Regions from separate parts of the Homo sapiens genome. Here region 1 is linked to region 2. Evidence: chromatin loops called from intact Hi-C (ENCODE). Cell type or tissue: ascending aorta. All regions are shown on one strand.

Region 1 (5,000 bases), 94 kb after region 2:
TTGTTCTCTGTTTCTGATGGCTTGAGCAGCAGTGACCAGAGTGGCTTTGCTAGCCACCTATACACAATGGTCATCAGCCTAACCCTGTCGCCTTCCAACTTGGGACAATGAGATCACCACATAAAAGAAAAGTAATCTTCAATCTGCTTAGAGCCACTGCACTGTTGAGTCACTTTCTTAAAGTAGTTATTGTTATCCTCACTAAAACCCGACCTCACAGGAGGTGTTGAGAGCATTCGATGAGTGAGTGAGTGAACACAAAGGACATCGAGTCCACACTGTATATGTGGTCGCTAATAGCACTGATGCAGAAAATAATAAAACATCATCATGTAATTAGGAAGCAAATGCTTGTGTAAAAAATTACATGAAATATTTCAAAGCTATGTAGCAATAAGGTTTGCATGCTGTGGAGTTTTCTATAATCCAGCCCATCGTGCAGGGCCATCGTCCAGGTAATCTGGAATTGACTGGCCATACAAAATGGAAAGCACCCTGTGTTAGCCCGTTCTTACATTGCTATGAAGAAACACCTGAGGCTGGGTTATTGATAAAGAAAAGAGATTTAATTGGCTCATGGCTCTGTAGGCTATACAGGAAGCATGGTGCTAACATCTGCTTAGCTTCTGGGAGGCCTCAGGAAGCTTCCAATCACAGCGGAAGGTGAAGGGGGAGTAGGTGTGTCACATGGCTGGAGCATGAGCAAGAGGGGTGGGAGAGGTGCTACACACTTTTAAATGACCAGATCTTGCAAGAACTCCCTCACTATCGCAAAGACAGCATCAATGGGATGGTGCAAAACCATTCATGAGAATTCCACCCCCATGATCCAATCACTTCCCACCAGGTCCCACTTCCAACACTGTGGCTTACACTTCAATATGAGATTTGAGTAGGGAAACAGAGCCAAACCATATCACATACGAAATCATAGATGGTATTGCTGGTTATAAGAATTCTTTATCATGAATAAAACAGTGTATATTGTTCGGAGAGTTCTCAAGAAGATGTGATTAGAATCTTGCGTCAAAAGGACAAGAATGGCTGGACACGGTGGCTCACGTCTGTAATCCCAGCACTTTAAGAGGCCAAGGCCAGGAGTTTGAGACCAGCTGGGCAACATGGTGAAACCCCATCTCTACCAAAAATACAAAAATTAGCTGGGCATGGTGGCAGGTGCCTGTAATGCCAGCTACTCAGGAGGCTGAGGCAGGAGAATCGCTTGAACCTGGGAGGCAGAGGTTGCAGTGAGCCTAGATCACACCAATTGCACTCCAGCCTGGGCAACAGTGAGACCCTGTCTCAAAAAAAAAAAAAGAAGAAGAAGAAGAAGAACAGGAATGGAAATGACCATGACTATGACCACGCTGGTTGGCTTTTCCATATCCAGAAATACCTGTGTAGAAGATAGACACACCAACCCTTTCTAATTTGATGGTGGTGTTTCTTTGTGTCTTCTTTTCTGAGTTTTTCTGCTATTCCATTGACACTTTGATTAGTGCATTTCCAGAACATCTGGGAGTCTGTGGTCACTGTAGAGCACACAGCCTCCACAGCTGTCACCCTATGATGCGCCCCTCCCCTGTGCCTGGTTACTGGAAAGAGGAGGAATGCCATAGGCAAAGGGCAGCTGGGAGAAGCCTGCCCCGGAGCAACAGCACATGGACTGCAGAACGATGGAGCTGCCAGAAGCTTTTTGTTTTCATAAGTGCAAGGCATCTCTCCAGCTTAGTTGCATGACAGCCTATGCAGGGATAGTTGCCTCTGCTGTCAGTCAACATTCACAGACATGTGGCGCCCACACAGGGCCACTGTGGTCAGCTGCATTGATCCTTGCTTTGGACAAGAATAAGAATTGCCTGAACTATTTCTAGCTCCCCTGGCTGGGAACACTGACAAGGAACTCCTACTCTCCAGCCATGGAACTGAGCTAGAGACAGACAGCTCGGGGACCGAACCTGAGGAGGCAGGAGGACGGCCGTGCTCATTCTTCCTAATTGCATGTTGATTCTCAACATCAGGAAAGTGCTCTGACTCAGGGCAGCAAAGTAACCCTCTCTGAGTATGAAGTGAGACAAAGTCCCCCACAGGCAGGTAGCTATGGCGGAGACAGGGTGGCCTTTGGGACTGTGAGTCCTGAGTATGAGCCTTTCTGGGCAGTTTGTTTCCTGTGTGTGAGAGACAGAGAGAGAGAGATTATATGTGTGTGTGTGTGTGTGTGTGTGTGTGTGTGTGTGTGTGTGTGTGTGACATGAACACTAAGTTCTATCAAAGGAAATCATAAAATGTGAAAATTAATTTTTCCCTCCAGGAGAGAAGCTTTGGGGTTTATGACTCGTAGGAATGGTGTAATATGCAAGAAGGAGTCCATGCTAGCACTGGCCTTGGAGCTCAGGAAGGAGCTGTGAGAATCGCAGCATGCCCCACAGGTGTCTGAGAGGTGTCGGAGAGTCAGTGTGGTGTCAGGGCCATGGGCAAGGCCCCGATGCAGAGGTGTAGAAGTGGGTCTGGGTCCTGGGACCTGGGGCAGGAGGTACGGATGGGGGAGTTGGCAGCAATATGAGAACTTGGTGGGAGAAAGGGAGGAGCCCAGTTGCTTGACTGAGCCACAGGGAAGGGCAGGATGCATGGGACACTGAGTCCCCAGCCTCTAAGCTAGGAGTTCCTCAAGTGTTCCCTGACTCAGGCCAGAGAGAGCCACAGGCTGCACTGCAGGTGCAGGTCAGCAGGAGGCACGGGGACAGGGCTAAAGGGAAGGTGACCTGGCAGGTTCCACATGAGATCTACAGTGTCAATCTGGACACTTTGTGGGGATAAAACCCAGCCAAGCATCAGGTCATCATCGCTCATGCATGGGTTTTCTGATGGGGCCCCCCAGTGCCCAGCTTCCCATATGCTTCTGACAGCACATTGCATGAAGCCATTGAAAGCCGTGCCCTGGTTTGTGGTTCCAACAAGAACTGGTTTCCCCAAAAGTAGGTCAAGAGCTCCTCAGAAACTTGTGGACTCTGACTTTGATTTTTCCATCTTCAAGTTGAAAATATAAGTTCTTTGCAAGAAAAAAAAACATTGATTTTTTTTCTTCTTTTTGTGAAATTTGAAACATAGTTGGCATGATGGGAAATAAAAACTGACAAAGTCAGGGAAACCCCAATTGTGGCCTAGCAAGCTCCCAGCCATCGTTTGGGCAGACCCCATGGCCATGGCTGGTTCTTCAGCTGCAATGGGGCAGAGGCCTCCCTGGATACAGAGAAGACCGTGAGACCTGATGAGCACGTGGGTGGCTCTGTGGGCTGCCACCCTGCTCCCAATCCCACTTATCATGGCCACAGTGAACTCTGTCATTGAAACGGACTTTCCATGCCAGTCACAAGAACAGTCTATTATCTCAGTGAACGTCAGATACCTCCTGGAAAATTGCGCAGGTTTCTTTATGTCTCTTTGCTAGAAGGAGGAAATGAGGAAACTCCAGCAAGAAAGAAGGCATCATTTTTTCAACAATCACACATAACGTGAGTATGAGCCACCCAGAAAGCTGAGATCTTTAAGAACCAGGAACACATCTTACATCTTTTGCATCCTGGGCAGTGTTTAGCCCAGGACCTTGTCCAGCGTTAGTTCTCAATGAATGGCTGTTGAATGAATGAGTGAGTGAACAAGGCTTGAGTCTTCCTACTCTGGCATCACAGTGTCCACCTGGGAGGCTCTGCAGGCTGAGGTTAGGAGTACGGCACAGGGAGCAACCCCAACCTGGCTCTCACCACCCTCCATGGGCACCTGCTCGTGTTGCCTGACCAGCATCGGCTCTTCCTTCTTTTCACAATGGTACCTGGATTTTCACTGATGCGCTCTCTTTCCCTTCCTCAACTCATCTGATTCAGGTGGAGCTGATGACCCAGCCTCCAGTGGACATGTGGCCTAACCTTGAAAATTATAGAATCAAGTGAGTGACTTATCATGCTTTGGATTCTGGAGGCAACAATCCCATCAAAAAGCGGGCTAAGGACATGAATAGACAATTCTCAAAAGACGATATACAAATGGCCAAAAAACATATGAAAAAATGCTCAACATCACTAATGACCAGGGAAATGCAAATCAAACCCACAATGCGATACCACCTCCTCCTGCAAGAATGGCCATAATCAAAAAATCAAAAAACAGCAGATGTTGACATGGATGCAGTGGTCAGGGAACACTTCTATACTGCTGGTGGGAATGTAAACTAGTACAGCCACTATGGAAAACAGTGTGGAGATTCCTTAAAGAACTAAAAGTAGAGCTACCATTTGATCCAGCAATCCCACTACTGGGTATCTACCCAGAGGAAAAGAAGTCATTCTATGAAAAAGATACTTGCACATGCATGTTTATAGCAGCACAATTTACAATTGCAAAAATATGGAACAAATCAAATGTCCATCGATCAACGAGTGGATAAAGAAACTGTGGTATATATATATATATGATGGAATACTACACATCCATAAAAAGGAATGAATTAATGACATTTGCGGTGACCTGGATGAGATTGGAAACTATTATTCTAAGTGAAGTAACTCAGGAATAGAAAACCAAACATTGTATCTTCTCATTGATATATGGGAGCTAAGCTATGAGGACACAAAGGCATAAGAATGATGGAATGGACTTTAGAGACTTGTGGGGAAGAGTGTGGGGGAGCGAGAGATAAAAGACTACAAGTAGGGTGCAATGTATACTGCTCCGGTGATGGGTGCACCAAAATCTCACAAATCACCACTAAAGAACTTACTCATCTAGCCAAATACCATCTGTATCCCAACAACTTATGGAAAAATTAAAATAAAAAAAAAAGAAGGTCAGGCACAGTGGCTCATGCCTGTAATCCCAGCACTTTGGGAGGCCAAGGCAGGTGGATCACCTCAGGTCAGGAGTTCAAGACCAGCCTGGGCAACATGGTGAAACCCCCGCCTCCACTAAAAATACAAAAACTTAGATGGGTGTGGTGGAAGGAGCCT
Region 2 (5,000 bases):
AAGATATTTTCTTAGTACAAGTGTATACATGTACAAATATATTTTTAATAAAAGAAGGAGGAAATACTCATGACAATTACAGTCTTTATTTCTGCAGCTGGTCACATGGTCATAGCTGGTATTGATGACTACCTCCTTCTACTACCCATTCTGTATTCCCTTTGCCTTCAGCAAGCATCTCAGCAGGACGTATTTTTTTTTCCTGGTGGAGTGACCCAAACCTTCATTCCTGAAGGATCTGAGTCATTTGTAGTCCTGCCTGGATTGGGATGTAGTAGTTTCCCATTGACCTTAATCATGGGGCATGGTAATACTAAGAGACTGCCTAATCGATCTCCTATATTCCATTTTTACTCTTCTTTACCTCCATTGTGGAGTAGTAGACTGATTTTGTCTTGATATTCCAGGTCAATCACCCCAACCAACACTATAACTCCCTTCTTAGCCTGTTGACTTAAAGGTAGAAGGATCCCAAAGTGGCCAGGTGTCAATCTTAACTTCCAGTTTAATGGGATCGTTGTTGTTTCTCCTGGTGGCAGCATTCCTCCCTCTGGAACTAAGACCTCTAGGCCAGTAGAATGTAATGTCGTGGGAACAAGAATGGGGCTGATAGTGAGTGGTGCCACTTCCAAGTCCACTCCTTGATTCCTGGACCCATGAATCCTGGCTATGGGAGAAACAGTACTATATTTTGGACACTGATTCAGAGCGTACGTGGCCTTCTGGAGAACTTTGCCCCAGGCCTGCAAAGTATTGTCACCTAGTTGGCATTGTAATTGTGACTTCAGAAGGCCATTCCACCGTTCTATCAATCCAGCTGCTTCAGGATGATGGGGAACATGGTACAGTGAATTCCATGAGCATGAGCACACTGCCGCACTTCTTTAGCCATGAAGAGAGTGCTTTGGTCAGAGGCAATGCTGTGTGGAATACCATGACGGTGGATAAGGCATTCTGTGAGTCCACAGATGGTAGTCTTGGCAGAAAGATTGCATGCAGGATAGGCAAACCCATGTCCAGAGTATGTGTCTATTCCAGTGAGGACAAGCGTCTGCCCTTTCCATGATGGAATAAGTCCAGTGTAATGAACCTGCCACCAAGTAGCTGGCTGATCACCCTGAGGAATGGTGCCATATCAAGGGCTCAGTGTTGGTCTCTGCTGCTGGCAAATTGGGCACTCAGCAGTGGCCATAGCCAGGTCAGCCTTGGTGAGTGAAAGTCCATGTTGCTGAGCCCATGCGTAACCTCCATCCCTGCCACCATGGCCACTTTGTTCATGGTCCCATTGGGTGATGACAGAAGTGGCTGGGGAAAGAGGCTGAGTGGTGTCCACAGAACAGGTCATCCTATCCACTTGATTGTTAAAATCCCCCTCTGCTGAGGTCACCCATTGGTGAGCACTCACATGGGATACAAATATCTTCACAGTTTTTGACCTCTCAGAGAGGTCCATCCACATACTTCTTCCCTAGATTTCTTTGTCACACATTTTCCAATCATGCTTCTTCCAAGTCCCTGACCATCCAGCCAAACCATTGGCTGCAGCCCATGAATCAGTATATAATCAGACATCTGGCCATTTCTCCTTCCATGCAAAGTGCATAACCAGGTGCACTGCTCGAAGTTCTGCCCACTGGGAAGTTCCCTCCACCGCTGTCCTTCAGGGATGTCCTAGAAAGGGCTGTAGTCCTGCAGCTGTCCACTTCCGGGTGGTGCCTGCATATCATGTAGAACCATCTCTGAACCAGGGCCTAGTCTTCCCTTCCTCTGTCAACTGATCACAGGGAACTCCCCATGAGGCCATCGGTGCAGGCTAGGGGAGAGAAGGCAGGTGGCAGGAGTAGAGACCATGGGCACTTGAGCCACTTCCTCATGTAACTTACTTGTGCCTTCAGGACCGGCTCGAGCCCGATCACATATATACCACTTCCATTTGATGATGGAATGCTGCTGTGCATGACCCACTTTATGACCAGATGGGTCAGAAAACATCCAGTGCATGATAGACAGTTCAGGTCGCATGGTGACTTGATGACCCATAGTCAAACATTCAGTTTCCACCAAAGCCCAGTAACAGGCCAAGAGCTGTCTGTCAAAAGGAGAGTAGTTATTTTCAGAAGATGGTAGGGCCTTGCTCCAAAATCCTACAGGCCTCCACTGTGATTCACTTATGGGAGCCTGCCAAAGGCTCCGAAGGCCAAGTCAGTGGCTGCATACCAGGTACCAGATGTGTTAATTTGCTCAAGCAATGAAACCACATCTGGTACAGCAGCTGAAATTGGAGTCACCACTTGATTAAGCTTATGATAATCCACTGTCATTCTCCAAGATCTATCCCTATCTGCCACTGACATTTCAAGCACCTTTGGATCTGCTGGGTCATATGGCCCAAGTGGCAGAGCAGCTTGCACAACAGCCTGGAACTGTTGCAGAGCCTTCTTCTGTTCTGGACCCCACTCAAAACTGGCAGGCTTTTGGGTCACTCAATAAATGCGCCAGAGTAAGGCACCCAAATGAGGAACGTGTTGCCTCCAAAATCCAAATAGACCCACTAGGCATGTGCCTCTTTCTTGGTTGTAGGAGGGACCAAACGCAGCAACTTATCCTTTACCTTAGAAGGAATATCTCTACAGGCCCCACACCATTGGACCCCCAGACATTTTCCTGACGTAGAAGTTACTTTAATTTTAGTCAGATTTATTTCCCATGCTCTGTCATGCAAATGTCTCACCAATAAGTCCAGTGTATTTACTACTTCTTGCTCACTGGATCCAATCAGCATAATATCATCAATGTAACGGACCAGTGTGATATCTCATGGAAGAGAGAAGCGATCAAAGTCTCTCAGATAAGATTATGACACAAAGCCAAAGAGTTAATATATCCCTAAAGTAGGACAGTAAAGGTATATTGCTGGTCTTGACAGCTAAAGGCAAATTGCTTCTGGTGGGCCTTATGGACAGGAATGGAGAAAAAGGCATTTGCCAAGTCAATGACTGCATACCAGGTACCAGATATGTTAATTTGCTCAAGCAATGAAACCACATCTGGTACAGCAACTGATATAGGAGTCACCACTTGGTTAAGCTTATGATAATCCACTGTCATTCTACAAGATCCATCTGTCTTCTGCACAGGCCAAACGGGAGAGTTGAAAGGGGATGTGGTGGGAATCACCAGCCTGCATACTTCAATCCTTGATGGTGCCGCTAATCTCCGCAATCCCTCCAGGGATGTGATATTGTTTTTGATTTACTATTTTTTCTAGGTAGAGGCAGCTCTAATGGCTTCCATTTGACCTTTCACCATAATAGCCCTCACCCTACCAGTCACGGAGCCAATGTGGGGGCTCTGCCAGCTGCTATCTATGCCAATTATGCATTCTGACACTGGGGAAATGACCACAGGATGAGTCCAGGGACCCACTGGACCCACTGTAAGTTGGACCTGAGCTAAAATTCCATTAATTACCTGACCTCTATAAGCCCTTCCTTTAACTGGAGGATCACAATTATGTTTTGGGTCCCCTGGAATCAACGTCAGCTCAGAGCCTGTGTCCAGTAGTCCCCCAAATGTCTGATCATTTCCCTTTCCCCCACGCAGTTACCTAGAAGCAAAAAGGGGTGTTGGGGTTGGCTCCTGAGGAGAATCAACATTATTTTACCTGGCCACTGCCTCAGGGGAGGCTGTCACTATTGCCTCAGGCAGCTCAGGGTTTATCTCCTCAGACAAAAGTGGAAAGGCTGATGGCAGCATGGGTTAGAGAGGGGATGTTGCCACTACTGGGGATAGGGAAGCTGTTCCTTCTGGCAAAAAAGGTTCATCAGAGTTTACAAACATCAGGGTCCTCCCACATGCCCCTATTCCAAGTTGCAGGGTCCCATTCTTTTCCAATCAATGCTCTCACTTTAACAGTAGACAGCTGGCGAGGCTGTGCATGAACCTTTTGTTGCAGGTCAGCCACTCGCATGGTAAGAGCTTGTGTCTGTTTTTCCACAATTTCAGCTCTTTCTCTACAGGAGACAAGACTCTCACTCAGGGCAATCTTAGCAGATTTGAGGGTCAGTATCTGCTTCTGAAGCCAGGAGACAGAATCCCTGAGTTCACCATTTTCTGTCATCACTTTGTCCACTGAACTTAGGAGCAATCAACCAGCTTCATTATGTTCCTTGGGTCTCCACATATGGCCGAAGGTATTATGTGAAGTGTCACTAAACTCTCATGAGCAGTGAATCAGGAGTGTCAAATGCATTTATTTTGTGTAATTCTCTAAACAGTTTCCACCAAGGACTATCAGTGTTCTCCATACTATTAGAAGTAGAGTCCTTAGCATTTTTGTGTTTAATCATATTAAGCAGCCAACTCCAGAAACCCCAAAACCAATGAAAGAACTCCACCCGTAATATTCTGTTTCTCTAGAACCACTACCTGGTACCAAAATCTTTATTAGTCAGGGTTCTCCTGGAGGGACAGAACTAATAGGATATATATAATATATATATATATATATATTTTTGTTATATATATTATATATTTTATTATGTATATATAATATATAATATATGTTTATTAAATATTAACTTACACAATCACAAGGCCACAATAGGCTGTCTGCAAGCTGAGGAGCAAGAGGAGCCAGTCCGAGTCCCAAAACTGAAGAACTTGGAATCCAATCTTCAAGGGCAGGAAGCATCCAGCATGGGAAAAAGATGTAGGCTGAAAGGCTAGGCCCGTCTCTCTTCTTCACGTTTTTCCGTCTGGTTTATACTCTCTAGCAGCTGATTAGATGGTGCCCACCTGATTAAGGGTGGGCCTGCCTTCCCAGCCCACTGACTCAAATGTTAATCTCCTTTGCCAGCACCCTCACAGACACACCTAGGATCAATATTGCATCCTTCAATCCAGTCAGGTTGACACTCAGTATTAACCATCGCACCAGGCAAGCGCAAACCAAAAGCTAGCAAGTGTCGCCAGTTTGCCTTCAAAGAGGAAGAAATTCA

The links. A loop is a pair of places that touch in the nucleus more often than their neighbours do. Peaks named below come from ENCODE experiments on the same cell type or tissue, not always from the same donor. Only the 100,000 strongest peaks of a DNase experiment are listed, where the experiment ranks them.
Region 1: a loop joins it to region 2, with 2.1 times the contacts of the local background. A loop is called at or near these places in 25 of 110 quality-filtered maps.

The regions. Positions count from the first base shown.
Region 1 is chr2:100,618,399-100,623,398 of GRCh38, reverse strand. No RefSeq gene overlaps it. Among named protein-coding and RNA genes, the nearest start is that of LINC01849, 17 kb to the right of the region's middle. In ascending aorta, no CTCF peak of the experiment used is centred here; a DNase peak (open chromatin) is centred at 2,668.
Region 2 is chr2:100,711,998-100,716,997 of GRCh38, reverse strand. No RefSeq gene overlaps it. Among named protein-coding and RNA genes, the nearest start is that of LINC01868, 35 kb to the right of the region's middle. In ascending aorta, no CTCF peak of the experiment used is centred here; no DNase peak of the experiment used is centred here.